2 separate regions of the Homo sapiens genome follow, and region 2 is linked to region 1. Evidence: read pairs that join two places in POLR2A ChIA-PET (ENCODE). Cell type or tissue: B cell. All regions are shown on one strand. Each heading gives the region's core, and the rest is flanking DNA. Links, peaks and the distances in the headings are about the cores only.

The links. ChIA-PET counts read pairs that join two places held together with the same protein. Peaks named below come from ENCODE experiments on the same cell type or tissue, not always from the same donor. Only the 100,000 strongest peaks of a DNase experiment are listed, where the experiment ranks them.
Region 2: POLR2A ChIA-PET joins it to region 1 with 12 read pairs; 4 of 35 experiments call an interaction of 5 or more read pairs at or near these places.

The regions. Positions count from the first base shown.
Region 1 is chr6:13,258,600-13,263,981 of GRCh38, reverse strand. All of the region lies in intron 10 of PHACTR1 (phosphatase and actin regulator 1), which reads right to left. Among named protein-coding and RNA genes, the nearest start is that of TBC1D7, 67 kb to the left of the region's middle. RefSeq lists an enhancer at 5,319-5,382. In B cell, for the core only: no CTCF peak of the experiment used is centred there; DNase peaks (open chromatin) are centred at 1,081, 2,291, 3,661, 4,361 and 1 weaker place; H3K4me3 peaks cover 4,132 bases; H3K27ac peaks cover 4,373 bases.
Region 2 is chr6:13,207,834-13,213,215 of GRCh38, reverse strand. All of the region lies in intron 8 of PHACTR1 (phosphatase and actin regulator 1), which reads right to left. Among named protein-coding and RNA genes, the nearest start is that of TBC1D7, 120 kb to the left of the region's middle. In B cell, for the core only: no CTCF peak of the experiment used is centred there; no DNase peak of the experiment used is centred there.

The DNA of each region.
Region 1 (5,382 bases), core at 113-5,112:
CACCCAGGGCATCTTGCCATCTTCACCAAGCAAAGCAGCCATCTGCTTGGCTCATTTTATGATCGATGTACCTGGTGCATCTCTTAAGTACTGGTTAACATAGAAAGCTGAGCAGCAGAGCACGACGACGTGGTCACCTGTATGAATCATCCCAAGGAGCTGCTAACTCCAAGAATCAAAGTCAAGATGCCTCCTGAATATACTGTATCTCCTTTGCTCCCACCTTGCCAGTAGATTTAACTAGTTGTATCTGATTAAAACTAACATTAAATTAAACAAAATTCCTGACTGTATATCTAAACGTGATCACTTTGCTAGGTGTCAAAGGCAATGATTTTTGGAGATAAATTTTTACATAAAATGAATCATCCAAAATTAAATGTTTAATGTACTTTCAAGGGATCTTAAGTAGCTTTGCTACTATATATGTGACCCTGGTTTATAAAATATGTCTGAGCAGCAAAATGGTTTCCATGCCTCAAATGGTTTTTTCTTTACCATGGACTATGGCTAAATGATTCAGTGAACTGAAAAAATCTCTGGGTTCCTGTTTAAATGCCACATGCTATCAAGTGCTGTATGTGAGCCTTCTATTTTCTTTAAAAATTTAAGAATGGATCTTGCCTTTTTTTTTTTTTCAGTCTGAACAATGCTGTCTCTACTGGTGACCATAAGAAATAATCAAATAAATTGAAGTTTTCTTTTTGCATGGAAAGACTGAAAAAAAAAAAAAAAAAAAAAAACACTAAAAGCCCAAAATAAAGGACACTTCAGTTTTGACCTTGGAAAAAGAAGACTGGTAGAGAATGTAGTGGCAAGATGCTTTAAATGTATGCAGAGCAGGCAGCATTGTCTTTGCACATTACAGCATCTCCCTAGAGAAGTGACAAAACCCTTGTAGGTTTTGTTGGTCTGACTTGTTGAGGCTGACAGAGATTAGTTGTGCTGCACAGAGCTAATGGGCTTTCTGCCGTTTCCAGAACACCAAGGTCACAGCTTTCATTAGCATTTACAACTGCTTATTGTTTTGAGGGCCTTGATTTTAAAGTCTGGATCTCTGAAACTGTATCTGCATTTCAGGACAAAGGAAAAACAGAATTAACTTGGGTTTTCTGCAACTCAGCACCAGAGAAAGGTAACTGCATTTTCAGACAGATGGAAAGAGGAAATGCAAAAGTCCTCACAGAGAATGACAGAAAATAAGATCCTCTCTCCAAAAGTAGGAGGAGATGGGGTTTTCTAACAGGTATCCAGAAGTGTAGATGGGCTTGGTGGGATCAGGGGAAAGGGAGAAGCACTGAATTCTATCCCCTCTACATCCTTTGGAAACTTCCTCCTGAGAACCTATGAGTTCCATGAGGATTGGGGCATTTCTGTCTGGCCTTGGTTATTACTACATCCCCAGTTCCTAAGAGAGCATAGAGAGCATAATAGATGCTCATTTAGTAACTATTTAACCCAGATCCCACCAGTTCAGATGCCACACATGCTCCTTGGATGATCTCATCAACACTCATGACTTCCAATAGCATCAATATGCTGATGATTCCAAAATCTAAACCTCCAGTCATATTTTTGAGTTCCTGGCCACCTTTCTAACTGCTGTCTTGTACTCCTATGGGCCATCAGACTTAAAGGGTCCCAAATGAATTAACTCATCTTCTTCCCCCATACATCTTCCTCTCCAAGTGGTCTTGTATGGAGTCCTAGTGAGATGCCCAGGCCATGAAACTGGGAATCATCCTGTCTGAACTTCACTCTTGATGGCCAATCAACCACCAAGAGTCCTATATCCAAACCATCTCTGATTCCATCTACCACCACCTTGGGGAAGCAGTCCATCAGCATCTCTCCCAGTTGCTGCCAGCCTATCCCACTCTGGTCCTCCTCCAGCCCATACAGAATGATCTTTCTAAGGGACCGATCTGATCACACCACTCTGTGCTTGAAAAGTAAGTATGCCTTTACAGTGCTCACAGGACAGAGTCAAAACACTCAGTGTTCTGAAAGATTCTTCATGATCTGGCTACCTGCCTGTCAAGAATCTGCCCATTCTGTCCTTCACCCAGAATGATCTCTTCTTGGTTCCTTCCAGATTTGCATGCCCTTCCTCATAGCCTTACCATTCTTTTCCTTCCTCTTTGTCTGTCTAACTGACAATAATCCCTAACGTTACAGCTTAAAGCTTCAGTATCACTTCCTCTGTCTGCAAATCTCTTGGTTTAGGTGTCCTACAGTGTGCAACAATATTCCTGCATGTTCCATACCCCAGTGCTTGTTTTACTTTCTTTTATTGCCTGTCCTATTCACCAGACAACAAGGCTTACACTCTGTGAGGCCAGGGCCACCTCTGCCTCACTTAGACAACCAGGGATAGCTTCCTGTCCATAGAATCTGAGCAGGTGCACAGAACACCCTCCTACTCCACCCCTGCACAGAAGGGCTTCCTGCTTGGGGTTTAATGCTCTGTTGCCATTTCAAACTTTTCAATATTTTTTTATCTTTTGAACAAGGAACCTCTCACTTGTTCACCATGACATCTGCAGAGCCTAGCACAGAGTCTGGTAACTGGAGATGCTTAATGTTTGTGAAATAATTAAATGGATGCTACTTGGTGACTTTTCCTTACCTTTAACCTTTACCTCTTTCTTGGTTCTTTCCTTAGGGCAAACAACTGTATTCTCCATTAGAAATAAAACTCTTTAAAACAACAACAAACGAACAAAGCTGTCCTCCTACGCCAGCCTCTTCCTCCAGCTCACCCCTCTCACCTGTCTGCTCTTGGCTGCCAGACCTCTCGAAAGGGTGGTCCAGGCTCGAGGTCTCAGTAACTCTCCAGTCTGGCTTCTGTTCACACAGCTTTACTGTGCTGGTTCTCAGCATGGGTGATTTTGCCTCCTAGGATGCATTTGGTAATGTCTGAAGTTATTTTTGGTTGTTGCGATTGAGAGGGTGCTGTTGGCATCCGGTAGATAGAGGCCAGGGTGCTAAACATCTTCCAATGCATGGGACAGCCCCCACCACAAAGATCATTCAGTCCAAAGCATCAACAGTGCTTAGGTTGAGAAGCCTTGCTCTACTGAATCAATTCTTGATAAGGTCATCGATGATTCAATTGTCTAATCCAGTGGCCTTTTGGAGCCCTTATTTTACTAAACCTTTCTCTATTATATGATACCTTTGACTAATAGTCTCATATTTCTCTCTTAATATTTCCTAATTCCTGCTACTCAGCAGATCTCAGGTGTGATAAAAGCCCAGGGGTGCCCTATCCTTCAGAGTGGCTTTGGGCAGTATGATGCATGCCAGTCACCAGCTTGGGTCAGCCTGCTGTTTAACAAGTGTGAGATCTTGAATGAGACGGCATTCCTCTCTAAGCCTCAGCTTTTTCATCTCTGTGCGATGGAACAAAGAGAATACTTTAACTGCCAGTCCTGGTCAAAATTCTTAGTATTTTAGTGCTAAGAAGGGGCAGAGGAGAAGTTGGGAGGCGGGGAGGACATAGCTTGGTTGTTTTACTCCTCTGCTACCAGCCTTCCACCGCCTGACATTGCGCTAAGAATAATGCTTGAATTCACTCCACACCACAGCCTGGCCACAATGCCTCATTTACCTTCACTCCCTTATTCACAGTAGGACAACCCAGTAGCACATTCACAGTTTAGGGAAGCTGAGATGCCTCCTCTGATTCTACCAGGCAGAGGTAGTAGTTCTGTCTATGGAGTTCCCCATCTTGACGATGGCCTTATCCATTACATTGGTGATACCTGCGTACATGAAGATCTTCTCAGTTGGACGATGAATGCTCCAAAACCACCAATTACATCTTATTTATCTCTGTGTTCTTAGTACTTAGTACAGCAGCTGGCACATAATAGGGGCTCATTTGATTTTTTATGTTAAACAAATTAATAATCTCTCGCCCCTGGAGTTGTGCCCATGGGATGAATGAGAATGCTGGGCGTATGGGAAGGCATTCCTGCCACAGAAGAGGGGCTGCTGGGAGGGCTGAACAGCAGTTTTGCTTTTATTCCTCAGTACTATGCCCTTTTCTCTCTGCAAACTGAGCAGAACAACTCTTAATACTATTGATCCGCACGCCCAGCTCTTCCCAGGCATTTCCATCAATGATTTTCAAATTTCTGTCATTCCCCTTAAGCTAAGAACAGTTAGCCTGGCTAGAGGAGAGAGCACAGAGGGGGGAAGATGAACTGGGGCCCTGAGGCCCGCATCCTGGCCTGCCTGCACCACTCATCAGAAGGTCCCTTGAGCACATGACATCTCCTTACCCCTCCATGCCCAATTTCACTATATGACAAATGGTCATAATGACATCTAGCCCGCCTGCTGTGTAGGACTGTCAGGAGGATCAAAGGAGAATTAGATGTGAAAGTCCCTTTTAAAAATAAGTACAAAGCATGAAATACTATTTTTGGTAACTTGAAAAAAATCCCTTACCTGAAATAGATAAACAGGTTACGCTTAAAAGAATATTTTTGGCTTTATTCTCTGGAGGCTATGACCCCAGTGCAATGGCCTGTGGCTAAGATGAGACACTGAGATAATAACCCAAAAAAGTATTGTAATATTGCTGGTCATGTTGAGTGGAAATCACTTTTGGAGTAATGATGGGACTGTGTGTATTACTAGGCATCAAATCCATTGAAAAACAAAACAGTGAGACGGTTGAGAGCCTGCACAGTGAACATTTTCAGTATTATTAGGATTATTGGACATAAACCCCATGTCAGGATGATTCCACTTTGAAAGAGTATCTGAGTTGTTATAACAGAAATTAAGGTAGTTAATTACAACAGAAATTAAGACAGTCATTTCAACAAGGCTATTTTTACAAGAAGAATCCATCAAAATGAGTGCCAAAACATTGTGATGCCAAAAAGCTAGGAAATACAGAATAAAAGACAAATGTCCAGTGCTCCACCACTTTAAAGTGACTCAGGAGATTTGGTCACCTTTAGCTTAACTCCTCCAACCATCCCTGCGTGTATTATGTGCCAGAAATTGGGCTAGGCTTTCAGTTAGAGCTATATATAAAAACAACATCAGCAAGAATGACCACGCACAGATGATTTAAAAAGCTCTGCCATCAAATATAGACCATGTTTTATCTTTTGCTATTAGCTTCTCCTCACACCTTAAAAACTAAAATTTAGCCTTTGCTTTTCCCTGCTCCTTTCCAATAAAGAGCTCTACCAGGTACCTTTGGCAAAAAATGAACCTTCTTTCTAGGAGCACAAAGCATTTTTTAAGTAACCCTCTGTCAGAGTCTTCAAGAAGCTTAACATGATCTGATCAAAGGAAAAGACTGAGATTGAGGCAAAACTGGTGCAGGGCCACCACTGCCAATCATCACCCTTCACG
Region 2 (5,382 bases), core at 182-5,181, 51 kb after region 1:
CCTTGTGAGAACTCAATCCATCAATAGGAAGCAGATTAATAAGTGAAAGAATATCACTGCAGCTATGAGAGGCTCTCCATTCATTCAGTTATTCTTTCACTCACTCACTCACTCACTCACTCACTCAAACCTATAAGCCAGGCCCTGTTGTAGGCACTCTGGATACAGCCATGAACAAAACAGTTCCTGCCCTTGTGGACTGTATGTTCTATTAGGTGAGAAGAGCAACAAACCGAATGAAAGGCAAATGACACAAAACGTTAGATGGTGAAAAATGCTTTGATAGGAATAAAAGGAGCTGGGGAACAGGCTGTGTTGCGAGGAGGGTTGCAATATTGAACGGGAAGGGCCTCATTGAGGATGTGACATTTGAGTAGAGACCCGAGGCAGGTGAGTGTAGGAGCCCTGAGGATATTTGAGGGAAGGGCAGTCCGTCCAGGGGAACAGCCAGTGCCAAGGCCCCGTCAGGAGGTGTCCGGCACGTCCGAGAATGTCCGAGAATGTGCGAGAATGGTGGGAAGGCCGCTGTGTGAGGGAGGAGGGAGCAACAGAGAGGGGAGCTGATGAAGCGAGGGAGACCACAGGGGCAGTCCGTTAATACTCAGGTTTCAACCCTGAATTTTGGAGAAGAGACGCTCAAACCATAGCAGATGAGGAGACAAGGATGGTTCCTGTCCACATTAAAGACAGAATATAGAGAGAAACACATAACCTGATGCAAGTATGCAAAAGGGGTGTGTGCAGGAGGGCAGAGATCTGTACCAGAATCTGAGAAGGGGTCACAGAGGACCTGGTATTTTAATAATGTCTTGAAGAGTAAGTAGATTTTTCTTTGCAAAAGAACTTGGAGTGGGTGTGGGCTTCTGGGCCATGGGGAGGATTTTGCTTTTTACTCTTAGTGAGTTGGACAGCGACAGAAGCATTTTGGGCACAGACATTGTTAAGAGCTGAGCAGTGTCCCCAGATAAATTCATATGTTGAAGTCCTAAGTCCCAGTGCCTCAGAATGTGACTGTATTTGGAAGTAGGGTCTTTAAAGAGGTGAGGGAGTTACAATGATGTCAGTGGTGTGGGCCCTAATCCACTATCACTGGTGTCCTTATAAGCAGAGATGAGGAACAACCACACACAGAGGGAAGACCACGTGAGGACACAGAGAGAAGACACCACCTACAAGCCAAGAAGAGAGTCCCCAGGAGAAACCAACCCTGTTGGCACCTTGATCTCGGACTTCTAGCGTCCAGAACTGAAAGACAATAAATTTCTGTCATCTAAGTCACGCATTGTGTGTGTGTGTGTGTTTTTAAATGGCAGTCCTTGCAGACAAAGACAGTCACGATCTGACTTTCCTCAAACCCTGTCTCTTTTGCTGTTGTAGTGGGGATGGGCTGCAGAGCAGGTGTGGACACAGAAGAACAGGTGGGAGAAACTGCAGTAAGCCAGGCAAGGCCGACTGAGGCTCAGGCAGGAGAAGAAGGAGCATGTAGAAGTGTTGGTCTTATCCCTGTGTATGTACAGTGTGGACCAGACAGGATTTGCGGACAGTCAGATGTGGGGAACCAGAGAAAGGAAGGGGTCAAGGGTGACTCCAGGTCTTTGGCATGAGCGACTGAAAGTGTGAAGTTGCCTTTAATTGAGAAGGGAAAGACTTCTTTAAAGTGCATTCCATTAAGAATCTTCCTAAAATTCCTTCAGGGTCCACATGGATCCACATTCCACCTTCATTTTACTAATAGGAGACTGGAACACAGAGATCAGCCGAATTAAGATCAGAAAGAAACGGCGTCCTGATTAGGACTTTACATCTGACTTCTAGGATTGATGCCAACTAGATCACGGAGCTTACTGCAGATATTAAAAATAAAAACACTGCATCATCTTTGAAATGATAACAAAGGCATAAAAATGATATAATGGACTTTGGGGACTCAGGGGGAGGGGTGGGAGGCTGGTGAGGGATAAAAGACTACACACTGGGTACAGTGTACACTGCTCGGGTGATGGGTGCACCCAAACCTCAGAAATCACCACTAAAGAACTTATCCATGTAACCAAAAACCACCTGTTTCCCAAAAACGATTGAAATAAAAATAAAAATAAACAAATAAAAAGTTGTTCCACAACAGGGTCACTAAATAATCATGAATTCAACTCTTTAATGACTTTAAGAAAAGCTTGTTTCTTAAGAACAAGAGTAAAGGCTAGCAAAGATTTAAGTACAAAAATGGGGAAAAAATGCAGTGTTATTTATTAGAATGGAAAGTTGAGGGGAAATCTCAATGCAAAAAAAAAAAAAAAAAAAAAAGAAATGATAAACCATCATCTTCCAAAAGATGTGGCTCACCAGGGTGAGGGGAATGAAGATAATCTAATTTGAGGAAACTTACCCAAACAAACAGACTTACCCAAACCATTCTAGGGTCACTGAAGACAAATTTTCCATGCTGGCTAATGTTCAATACCATTTGCTTACTGTGTGACATGCAATAACCCCACTGATTTGGATTCATTAAATAATCTGATCCTTACAAATGACCCTAATGAGGCTGCTGGCATTATGATTATTTTTATTTTACAGATAAGGCATGAAAATCAAAAAGAGGTTGAGCCATACGCTTTGGGTCACACAGCTAATACGTGGTGTGTCTAAGACTCAAACTCCGGCAGTTAATTCTGGAACCCACACACTTTGTCCTGAAGTAGGGGTGTGTGATGCCACCAGCTCGGACCCCACTGCCTAGGGCAACCCTGTGATTTTGAATAAATATGACCCTTTAAATTTGCTTCAAGTGGATTCTAGCTCCTTCCCCCAAATCTTGTGAGCCAAAGCTGTAAATAACCACGCCATTGTTTAGTGCCATCAAGCAGGCTTAGGCAAGGTAGTGTCTAAGAACTTCTCTGCAGGTGTGTGCCATGGCTTACACCTGTAATGCCAGAAATTTGGGAGGCTGAGGCAGGATGATCACTTTAGACTATGAGTTCGATGCCAGTTTGGGCAACATGGCAAAACCCCATCTCTACAAAAACTATAATAAAAAAAAATTAACTGGGCATGGTGGCGTGCACCCGTGATCCCAGCTACTCAGGAGGCTGAGGTGGGAGAATTGCTTGAGCCTGGAAGGTCGAGACCGCAGAGAGACATGATCATGCCACTGCACTACAGCCTGGGTGCCAGAGTGAGATGCTGTCTCAAAAATAAAAAATATAAATAAAAAGTAACTTCTCCATATAAATCAGAGCAGATTTGGTATAATCTCAGGGGAACACGAACAAGATGGTATAAGATCTAGAGAAGTCCTTAAATGAAGGGAATGGTAGCTATCTTCAAAGATTTAAAAGCCTTTTACAGGAAAGGAAGATTAGAAATAAGATCGGGAAGGGGCAGATACAAATTTCAGTAAGTAAAACTTTTAATAGAGAGGGAACTTTCTAACAGTCAGACCTTCTTGACAATGAAGCAGGCTATGTTGGGACCTGGGGAACGTCCTGTTGGAGCAGAGACCAGAGGATAAATGGTCAGGAACACTGCTGTGAGCAGGGGCTTGGTGGCCTGGATGGTCTTCAAGGCCCCTTTCATTGATAAGATGACTTGTGCAAATGTATGGTCCAGTGTCAGGCATTGATGCTGTTTAATTCACCATTCAACTTTGTATATTACCTATAACTTTTTCATCAGGATCAGACTGTCCATCTGGACCGATGGCCTATGGTGTGACATTCTTTGAGATTTCAGGGGGCAGCAATGGCCCAAACAGGGGGTCGGTCCAAGGAACTTTAAAGGCAGGATGCCTGAGTGTTTGGTAATGCCTCTCCCTTCTTGCAGAGTTTTTTGGGGTCACTGGAAATTGCCAGGAGGATAGAGAAATGATTCTTTCTTTCTGTATAAAACTTGGTTAGAACAAGAATGAAATCATGTTGACAGGCAACAGGGAGAATTTTTAGGCAGTAAAAATCAGGGGGAAATCACCCAAGACAGCTGGTGATTCCCTCCCTACACTGAAAAGTGTGGCCTGTGACCTTGGCCTATTTTGAGATTCTTCCTGGAGATGACTGGAGACACACAGAAAAATCTCTCCAATCTTTGTTTGGGAAGAGGGCCTCTGGGATGGTCTTTGTTTGGGAAGAGGGCCTCTCTTTCTCTGGGGTGGCAATCTTGTCAAACTGATGCATGCATTAATCTCTGCAGCCTGGTTGGTCTGTTAGGACAACCCTATGCTTTGACCTCGAGTGGGAAGTGAGGGAGAAAGAAGGAGGAAATGACTCTGAGTTGGGACAAAGCGCAGAGACTGCCTTGGCTCTGCTGCCGAGATCATGCTGCATACCCTGCCCCCACCAAAATTCCCTTATCCGACTAGATCTACCCATTGGTCTAAATTAAACTGAAATATCCCGCAAATACCCACAGATATTATAAAACTTGTCAGTTAGCATCTTTAATTGAACCTTTTAATATGGTGTTTTTTTTAAGTGGAAGCATATTTAGCAATATACTATTAACATGCTATCCAAGTATCTTTTCTGATGATTGACGCTCATGAGAGATATGAAAACTTAGTGGGTGCATGTAGACATGGGGTTGGGGGGGTGGGCAGCAATGACGTTGGCTGCTACATGTCCTTAGGAAGCAGCTGTGTGTTAGTACAAAGATCTCTGGACTTGGAGAGGGAAGACCCAGGCTGGAGGCTTAGCCTCTCAACTTACTACCTAGGGTAGTGTTTTCCAAACATCTACAGGGAAGAAACAGTTCTTACTGTTTAGTTCTTTCCATTTTCGATCCATCACAAACTGATGCTTTTGTAAAATATAATACAAATGTAAAAATAATGAAGCCCTTTTTAATGACAAGATTCAACAGACATGAAATTATTCTGTCATATTGCTGTAAGAGTATCTAAAACTTGTTCTCAATGTCTGCACTTACGTGGTTGCAGATGTGAGATAAGCCATTTGTGGGCCACCCTTTGAGAAGGTGGCTTTGGGGAACTTAGTGAACCTCCCTTAGTTTCTCCATCTACTCCGTTTCCGTAGATGATGTGAGGATTAAATAAGATGACAATGACAGTGATGACAATGTGTATGTGTAATAGATTAAAACGTGCCAGCCACATTTTAAATTATTATTGTTCTAATTAATAACAAGAATAGTTGCCAATGACAGCAAGGGGCCAAATTAAGTTTTGTTTTTTTCCTTTTGCAGCAAGGGCAGGTGTTAACACCAAACAATCAAGTCAGAATTCCTAGACACAGCAACCTCCCAGTGAATCACTCCTTTCCCAAATGCAGAATACTCAGCTGACAGGCAGGAGCAGAGAAAGCCACCGAGAGTCAGGAAAACACAACCCGAAGCTCCCGCCTGTGCATCTCGCTTTTAGCTCTCTGGTGA